2 separate regions of the Homo sapiens genome follow, and region 2 is linked to region 1. The links are chromatin loops, found by intact Hi-C in ENCODE. Cell type or tissue: PC-3. All regions are shown on one strand.

The links. Hi-C counts contacts between places; a loop is a spot of excess contacts. Peaks named below come from ENCODE experiments on the same cell type or tissue, not always from the same donor. Only the 100,000 strongest peaks of a DNase experiment are listed, where the experiment ranks them.
Region 2: a loop joins it to region 1, with 9 times the contacts of the local background. A loop is called at or near these places in 3 of 110 quality-filtered maps.

The regions. Positions count from the first base shown.
Region 1 is chrX:14,961,847-14,966,846 of GRCh38, forward strand. No RefSeq gene overlaps it. Among named protein-coding and RNA genes, the nearest start is that of MOSPD2, 91 kb to the left of the region's middle. In PC-3, a CTCF peak has its summit at 2,827; DNase peaks (open chromatin) are centred at 1,845, 2,195 and 2,805; H3K4me3 peaks cover 933 bases; H3K27ac peaks cover 2,899 bases.
Region 2 is chrX:15,141,581-15,146,580 of GRCh38, forward strand. No RefSeq gene overlaps it. Among named protein-coding and RNA genes, the nearest start is that of ASB9, 130 kb to the right of the region's middle. In PC-3, CTCF peaks have their summits at 1,960 (motif pointing left) and 2,163; no DNase peak of the experiment used is centred here.

The DNA.
Region 1 (5,000 bases):
ATACATATATATACATATACACACACACACACACACATATATATATACATATATATACATATACTAGACAGCATGTGCTATTATTTAACAATTTCAACCCATTTTCTTCCTCCACACACAGGGACCACAGGAAGTTTGTCTAACAATTTAAGAGGTCCAGTGTTATAATATGTGAATAAGATGGTGTTAATATTAGAACACAGCTAATTTTTTTTTTTTTTTTTTGAGACGGAGTTTCACTCTTTTTGCCCAGGCTGGAGTGCAATGGTATGATCTCGGCTCTCTGCAACCTCCGTCTCCCAGCTTCAAGCGATTCTCCTGCCTCAGCCTCCCTAGTAGCTGGGATTACAGCCATGCACCACCATGCCTGGCTAATTTTGTATTTTTTTAGTAGAGATAGGGTTTCTCCATGATGGCCAGGCTGGTCTTGAACTCCCGACCTCAGGTGATCTGCCCACCTCAGCCTCCCAAAGTGCTGGGATTACAGGCGTAAGTCACCACGCCCAGCCAAAACACAGCTAATTTTTAAGCAATGGCTCTATTACCGTTTTTTTTTTTTTTTTTTTTTGTGAGACAAGGTTTCATTCCTGTCACCCAGGCTGGAGTGCAGTGGCGGGCTTTCAACTCAATACAACCTCTGCCTCCCAGGCTCAAGAAATCCTCCTGCATCAGCCTCCCAAGTAATGGGGACTACAGGCATGCGCCACTCCCCCAGCTAATTTTTGTATTTTTAGTAGAGACGGCCGGTCGGGGGCGGGGGGGATGTTTCGCCATGTTGCCCAGGCTGGTCTCCGACTCCTCCCCTCCAGTGATCTGCCTGCCTCAGCTTCCCAAAGTGTTGAGATTACAGGCATGAGCCACCGCGCCCAGCTCTATTAGCTTTTAATCATGATCAAGTCTCTTTCGTATGGAAAAAAATAAAAAATTCCTTTAATTCCATTTCTATCTCACGTTCACTCCTAGAAACTGCCCCCTTTTCCGTTTCCTTTAAACTAAACTTTGTGTCTGAACTTCTTTCATCATTTACTCATTTCCCAGCACCACTTTTGCCAAAACAACTCTCAATAATGCCATCAGGAACTCCATCCCACAGAAACTTTTCTGCTTCTATCCCTTCCCTGTGGAATACAAAAGAAGCGCCACTATATGGAAGCCTAGACTAACGGTGCCCAATTTCGACTCATTGTGCACTGATCTAAGTAGAAAATAAAGGGAAATTTGAGTACCCACCTACTGTTATATGTTCGGTTATGTATTTATTTTTAAATTATATGCTTATAGTATAGTTTAATATAGTATGTACATTACAAATAAAAGCAAATTTGCAAATTAATATGAAAAAGGTGAAGAAAAATAGATACTAAATGTCTTGCTAATTAGGATGCTTCATATTTTAATTCACTAATATCTTAAACATGATAGATGCTTAACAAGTTCCATTCTTAATCATACTGTATGAAAACCCTTATTTCAGGTAATCTTGATGATTTTAAATTTTTCTTAGCTGATTTTTCATCAGCTTTGATTGATTTTCATTACTCATGTGACTGATGTAAATCTTATTTTCTCTCTGATGCTTGCATTATTAGTATTATCTTATTAATATTATTGTTTACTGGTATCTTTCAAAGCCACTTATACATTTCAGAGATTTAAGTCAGTTACCACTAGATAATACAATCTGTAGACAGACATTTGCAGAGGCCATCTGTCACCATACACTGATAGCAAAAAAATGAAACTAGAGGCACCACTGACCATTCCTCCTCATTGTGGGATTCCAGTACTCTCTCCAGATGTCTCATGGACAGGACAGATGGAAGGAATGAGGGGGCCAGTGTAAGCCCTTATGTGACGTACTAGAAAATCCTGTTTCCCTTCCCTTTTTTTTTTAGAGAACAATAATCTTAAATAGAAGTTTGAATTTTCCCCCTGAACTATGATCTTGAGAAGTGTGTACTCTAATTTGCAAACCTGTAGTCTAAACCAGGGGTAGGCAAACTTTGTAAAGGGCCAGAAAATAACCATTTTCAGCTTTGTGAACCATGCTCTCTTTGTTGCAACTACTCAGCTCTGCTGCTGTAGGGCAGAAACAGCCATAGCCAATACATGAATAAACAAGCACTGTGGTATAATAAGAAATAGATTTGGTCTCTGTCTCCAGTTCCTGCCACAGAGCTCATAAAATCCTTGGAATTTCCTGAGTAATAGGAGTGTCTTTTGTGAGTCATAAAGAGCCCCTTTTAATCAGACCTGAGTTTACTCTAATGAGGTGACTTAGGGTGGGGTCCCTAGATATCCTCAAGATGGGGCTGGTTGGTCACCAGAAAAACCAACTGATTGGAAATTTTACCCCAGCCACAGACTTCTGGGAAGGTGAGGAGGGAGCTGGAGATTAAGCTCTATAAAAACTCTTGAAAAAAGAGATTTGATGAATGTCAGGATTGGTGAACACATCAGGGTACTGGGAGGTTGGTGTACCCAGAGAGGGCACAGAAGCTCCATGTGCCCCCTTACCCCATAACTTGCCCTGTGCATCTCTTCCATCTGGCTCTTCCTGATTTGTATCCTTTATACTAAACTGGTAAACATTAAGTGAAGTGCTTTTTTTTGAGTTCTTTGAGCCACCCTTGCAAATTATCAAACCTGAGGAGTGGGCCGTGGGAATCCTCAATTTATAGCTGGTCGTCCAGAAGTGTGGATGGCTGGACTTGTGACTGGCATTTGAGGTGGGCATAGTCTTATGGGACTGAGCCCTTAACTTGTGGGATTTGACACTAACTCCAGGTAGTGTCAGAATTGAGTTGAATTGTAGGACATCTAGCTGGTGTCCAGAGAATTGCAGAATTATTTGGTGTGGGAAAAAATCCACATATTTGGGGTCAGAAGGGTTGTGTGAGTGTAGAGAAACAGTGTTTTCCCACAAGCATAGCTGTTGTTCCAACATTGCTTTATTTACAAAAGTGGGTGGCAACCAATGTGGCCAATAGCTGTAGTTTGCCCATCTCTTGGTAAGAACAGCAAAAACCCAGATTCTCACAGGGGGAATTTGACACAGAAGAGCCTTGCTCCCAATAATGAAAGAAATAGTACAAGATGACAAATGCTTTTAGGTTCAGAGAATTCTAAATGTTGCTAAGGGTTAGGAAAGCAGGTGCAGGCTTCCAGCTCATTAAATCAAAGCTTTGGAAAGTAAACCACCAGGTCTCAAGATTAGAAAGATTTTCATGGTGTGCATTAGGTTGAACTAGAAGAAAGTGCTGATATTTGACCATTATTGACAAGCAAAAATGGCAACTTCATATGACTGAACTTATTTGCAGAAATAATACTAACGGTTAGGTTTAATTGAGTGCTTACTATATTTTTGACACTGGACCAATATTTTGCATGCATTCTTTTACTTATTTCTTATATCAAATCTGTAAGGTCACTACTATTATTTGCACTTTCCCAATAAGGAAATCAATAGCTGTTTACATACCCTGCCCAGAATCTCACAGCTAGAAAATGCTGGAATAGAAAATACTGTAACTGAACTTAGGCTTATTGAATCAAAAGTCCTTCCTCTTAGCCATCAAAAGTTTTCATGTTTAAAAACAATTTTTTTTTTGTAGAGATGGGTGTCTTGCTATGTTGCCCAGGCTGGTCTTGAACTCCTGACCTCCAGCAATCCTCCCACCTTGGGCTCCCAAAGTGCTGGTGAGCCACTGCTCACAGACATGAGCCACTGCACCTGGCCTGAAAGTAATCACTTTGGAAAAGTGAGGTTATGAGTGAAGAAGAAAAAGGGCACAGTATTATTTTGATGCACTATTATACAAATGAGCCAAATATGACCTCTGTATAATATGACCTCTGTATAATGGCCCCTATGTTGACCTCTGTATAATATGACCTTTGTATAATGGCCCCAAATATGACCTCTGTATAATGGCCCCTATGTTGCTTACTTCTTCACAGAGTGCTGAGAGGCTACAAGTGCCAAACTCAAATTCTTATGCATCCAGTTATTTTAAGTATAGCTCTCCACAAGCATATTTTATAGCATATTTTATATCAACTTATATATCTCCATGGTTTTATTTTTATATTTGTATGCAGGAGAATAACTTTATTACAATGATTATTTGCTTTTTTAAAGTTTTTTTAAAATTATACGTTAAGTTCTGGGATACACGTGCAGAACATGCAGGTTTGTTACATAGGTATACACGTGCCATGGTGGTTTGCTGCACCCATCAACCCATCATCTACATTAGGTATTTCTCCTAATGCTATCCCTCCCCTCGCCCCCCACCCCGACAGGTTCCAGTGTGTGCTGTTCCCCTCCCTGTGTCCATGTGTTCTCGTTGTTCAACTCCTACTTATGAGTGAGAACATGCAGTGTTTGGTTTTCTGTTCCTGTGTTACTTTGCTGAGAATGACGGTTTCCAGCTTCATCCATTTCCCTGAAAAGGACATGAACTCATCCTTTTTGTGGCTGCACAGTATTCCATGGTGTATATGTACCGCATTTTCTTTATCCAGTCTATCATTGGTGGACATATGGGTTGGTTCCAAGTCTTTGCTATTGTGAACAGTGCTGCAATAAACATACATGTTCATATGTCTTTATAGTAGAATGATTTATAATCCTTTGGGTATATACCAGTAATGGGATTGCTGGATCAAATGGTATTTCTGGTTCTAGATCCTTGAGGAATCGCCACACTGTCTTCCACAATGGTTGAACTAATTTACACTCCCACCAACAGTGTAAAAGCATTCCTATTTCTCCACATCCTCTCTAGCATCTGTTGTTTCCTGACTTTTTAGTGATCGCCATTCTAACTGGCATGAGATGGTAACTCATTGTGGTTTTGATTTGCATTTCTCTAATGACCAGTGATGATGAGATTTTTTTTTCATATTTTTGTTGGCTGCATAAATGTCTTTTTTTTTTTTTTTTTTTTTTGAGACAGAGTCTCGCACTGTCGCCCAGGCTGGAGCTCAGTGGC
Region 2 (5,000 bases), 180 kb after region 1:
TGTGATAATCTTCTCCTTGTGAAATTTGAAAAAATGACTCTAAATGACAAAACCAGTTTGCTACAGCAATACAAGTCCCAGCGTTAGGCACAGATACGGGATCATATTAATATGTTTTTGCTGCAATGAAAGCTTTTCAGTCACTGTAGTTCTCAGTAGCCTCATTTTAAAATGTGGAAACTAAGCTGGCAACCACTAACAGAAAAAATGCTATAGTCTTCTGACTGGATGTAATTTCAAAAAAAATCTGGAAATCTTTTTCTAAAAGCCCCTTAAATCATAGTATATAGGGGCCTATCATCCTTGTATAGTTTTTCTACTGATTAGATTTCTATATTTCAGTGAGACAAGTATATAAAACTACATCCCAGGTAATACTTTTGAAATACTCATCTCTGTCAAACCCACATTGCAAATACATTAAAAAATGAGTAAAGATGTCTATGCTAAGGTCTACATGGAAATATGAGGATGGGAGAATACATGTGTATTCAAGTGAATGTATATGCTAGGATCTCTGAAATATTGTTTCTGTCTTGAGTTGATTCCTTTCAAGCTTGAGTTACAGTTTGTGTGTATGTGCGATGCCCCTGAATTACTAGCTTGTATCATCTGAGCACAAGGTAGAGATTAAGAAGATGTCCTCTACACTTCCCCATGCACGCATACACACACGCAACTGGAAGGAAGTCAAAAAAGAGAGTGCTCCCAAAGGTCAGCGCAGTCAGCCCTGAAGAGGGAGGTCTCCTCCCTCACTACCTAACTATTCTGCATTTTCTGCTTTATCTTTCCCACTTTCACCTCCAAGCCCTGCACCAGGGTCTGCAAGTTTATCAAGTGAATCACACCCCAGAAGCCCTGTCAAGGCTTGCCCTTTCTTATCAAGCCTCCTAGCTCAGACTTTGAAAGATGCATAGTACACGCGGGTGGAGAAAAGGTCATTTTGAAAAGGGTTTTAATCAAATACGCCACACCAGTCACCTAGAGCCAAGTTGTTTTATGTGGGTGATTACACAACGACTCTTCAGTTCTTTCTGTTTCTCTTTCTTTCAGTAACTTCTTTGTGGCTCCAATTGAGATCTTCAGAGTGAGCCTTCACTATTTAATCTAGCAGCTGACCACAAACCATGTCACAGGCAGAAAAACAGAAGCATAAGGACTAACTCATCCTGAATTAATGAAAACTCTTGGAGGAAAGGGTTTTTGGTGTGTGTGTGTGTGTTTTTAAAGATCTTACAAGGAAAGCAAAACTTCAAATCAAAAGAAAGCTGTTGTCAGCTATGAAGGCAGCACTGGCAAAGTTCAGGAGACTAGCTGAACTCATTTTAAGCAATTCAATATAAAGGTGACTCCTTTCTGCCCTTTCTCACTTGGTTTCCCTCCTTCTGAATGAAAGTGTCCCTACTGTGACAGGTGAGGACAGAGCTCTTGAGTTGAAATATCTGCAAATGGTCTGTGTGACCTTGGATAATTGTTTTGACAAACATGAGACCACATCTTTGTATGGTATAAGTTCATAAAGACCTGTTTCAACATAAGCAAATAGAAGCCAAAATATAAGGAACGCATTGTATGTGCAGGGTTTGTATCATTGGAAGGTCAGACCATGAAGAGGTGGATTTGGCCTTTAGTTGCTGACTCCCACCCCAACACCAGCCCCATTCCCCAGCCTTCTCTAGGAAGCCAGCTCCCTACCACACTCTCCCCATTCTTGCTCTCAGTAATTTCTCCCCATTTTTAAAAAAACATAAATCTATACAATTTGTCCTTAATTGAAATGAGCCAGAGTCTCCCCCCTCACTGCCTTCTTATTCTGCATTTTCTTCTTTTTGTTTCCCACTTCCAACTCTCATTTAAAACAATCCTGGTAGTGGCGAGGTATAGTAGAGCACCAGTTCCGAAGCCTCAATCTGAATCTCATCTCGCCACCTAGTGGCCACGTAACCCTTGGCAACACACCTTTGGAATTGCACTTTTTCAGTTGAAGTGCGGTGATAAACAATTTTGCAAAGAGGAGTATTTTATAATAAAGTGAAATAATACATGTGGAATTGTTTTGAAAATTATCTATTACTAATGTGAAGTTATGATAACTAGTAAGTCCCCTTTTTATTGGGAGTTTGGGTTGGGATTTTCTCTTACTTGAAAATATAAGCACCACAAACACAGCTTCTAATTGATATTCTGTTTAATCTTCTGCCCCTTCCACCCCTTCATTCCATCTTCTGCCATCCAGGACTTAACTCAGATCAAGATTAACTCAGACCAAGATTCAGGAACAGAGCTAAGTCCTTAAGTGGCAAAGTCAAACCAGGAATTTGACTAACATGAAGAATTGGGAAGAACCACCTGGTGGCACTGAACCTCGTAGTAAATCCAAAGAAAAGGTAACTTTAAAGGATTCTGGAAGATGAAGCAACAGGCTGAGACAACAGGAATGGGAAAGAAAGTCTCAAACAGAGCTTTGCAGTGTGTCTGAGATCAGCCCCAAAGACCTTGTTTTCTTAAGGACATCTGACTGAAATGTATTTGGACTCAGCTGTGGATGTTCTGTAGAAGCAAGAAAAAAAAATGGTTTTTTTACTGAAGAAAAAGTACAATTCTGTAATCTTGTTCTGAATATGTTTTCTATCCTGAGATTCCTTGCCCATCAGGGAAATAGATTCTTGTACTTTGAACAGCTGCCTGAGAGTGGAATAGAAATTTTGTATAAAGCTGAGGCTCTGAGGAGACCTCAGGGACAGAGTTATATCCCCAAGGCTGTAGCTTTTATCAGTTTTTACCTCTTGTCTGGTGGTTACGGATGCAACTAGCTATGAATACAAAAGGCTTCTGTTTGGACATACTCCTAGCATTTTCTCATAGAAGAATTTTCCCCAAAAAATAATGGCGATAGTGCTGACCACTCAAAAAGTCAGAATCTATCCACTTCTGGCCCTAACCATTCAATCACAAGTCAAAGGGGCATGCATCTGAAGATCTCCTCATATCACTCATACAATGTTCCTTGATAATTTGGCACATGATCATTTTGGCCAAGTGAGTGGACTTGATTTTAAGGACACCAACACTACTGCCCGTTTCCATAGCCACGTACAAAGTGGCCCTGGTCTTCATGCAGTTATAAGCACTTTGAAGTCATCTAGGCATTTCCCTTCCAGTGGGCTAGTAGTCGGGAATTAATTTGGCTTGTGGTCCATATGTTGGGAATATGTAGTTAGGAGTTAAATTTTATTGTGATCAGGGGACTGTAGCAAGTCATTTGCAAAAGAATTGAATTGTCTATCTTTCTTGGACAGAAGTAGAAATGTTTTTAGATAAAAATATGATTATGATTTATTTGGATACAAATTTCATTCTTTCTCTCTCTCTCTCTCACCAAGATATCCTGTTTAGTGTTCTAGCAATAACTGTAGTGTGTAAGCTCCCCCCAAACATGTGAGCTGACGGACTCTAAATCTCTCAAAAGTATTAACTTATTGATCCTTAAACATCCACATCCCATGCTAATTTTAATTTGGTGTTATTTTAAATTAGCAATAAATTGACATATCTTTATACATATATATGCACAAAAAGGATAAATAGTATAACCAAATCAGCTAGTATTTTGCAGGCAATTTGTCTTGAGGCTGATGTTGGGATTAAGTTATAGCCAAATCAAGTAAAGATAAGAAGTACCAACCATCCAACCAATCTGCTCATCTCCTTTACATAGTAAAGTAGCCTCAGGCCATCCAGGCATTTATTCAATAAATCTAGTGTCCCACACTAGAGGGGAGAAAATAGTGACCATTCTCAAGACATGTACAGCCAAGCTGACAGCCTAAAGTGTGCCTCATCCGTAAAGTGGGGATAATACAACCTGCTTTAAGGTGTGTTGTGAAGGTAAAATAAAACAATATGAAATGTGACTAAATGAAATAATATGAATACATAAAATAATGTGAAATATAAAAAATACTGTGAAATCTCATAAGTTATTAAACTTAACAAGCTTAACACTTAACAAGTGTTAGGCATCATTCCTGCCTGTGGGTGATGTTATGAAGAAATTTGGCTAGTGTTCCAGAATGGATTACAGATGGTGAGGTTAGAAACTTATTCTTGGCAATGAGAATCTCCATTCGACTTGTTCCTGTGAAGCTGTGATAGCTATATTAGAAGTCAGTAGGTTAACATTATTTATACTAAAGGTAGTTGAGCTAGATGTAAATGATTAGATGTAAAACTGACAAACAGACCAAAAAGGAACTAGAAAAGTACTAGAAGAGAACATAGGTGTATTTTTAATCATCTGGGGGTGGAGAAAGCACTTCTAAATATGACACAAACTCTAGGGAGAAATATCTGAATAATGATAAATTTGCTTCTTTCAAATGTAACACTTCCACATATCCAAAAATTATAAATGCTAAAATAAAAATGGCAAACTAGGAAAAAATATTTGTTAACACATATAAGAGACAAAGTTCTTTCAAATCACAATGATAAAGATAACTAACTCAATAGATAAATTATCAAGGATGTGAACAATTCACAAAAGAAAAAAACTAAAGCCCAATAAACATTTGAAAATACGGTTAAACTCACTAGCAATTAATAAATTTCAAACAACAATAAAGAAGTAGACATCCATATATCAAAAAGTTTGGCAAAGCTTAAATAAATTAATAATATCCAATGGAGGTTATGAGTGGTTTCCAAGAATATGGTTTCATCTGCACATATTCTTGGAAAAAATATAAATTCATATAACCTTTTATAGTTCAAGTTGGCAATGTATATAACCTCTCAGTGGTATAATCTTTTACCAAGAAATTATTCTTCTAGGCATTTATCCTAAAGTAATATTTGGAATGATACACAAACACATAGATTCTTGTGTATTCACTGCTACTGTAGTAGATAGAATTGAGAATACTCCAAATGTCCACTAATAGAGATTTTGTTAAGTAAATTGTGGCACATCTATTTCCAGGGTTTCTCAACCTCAGCAA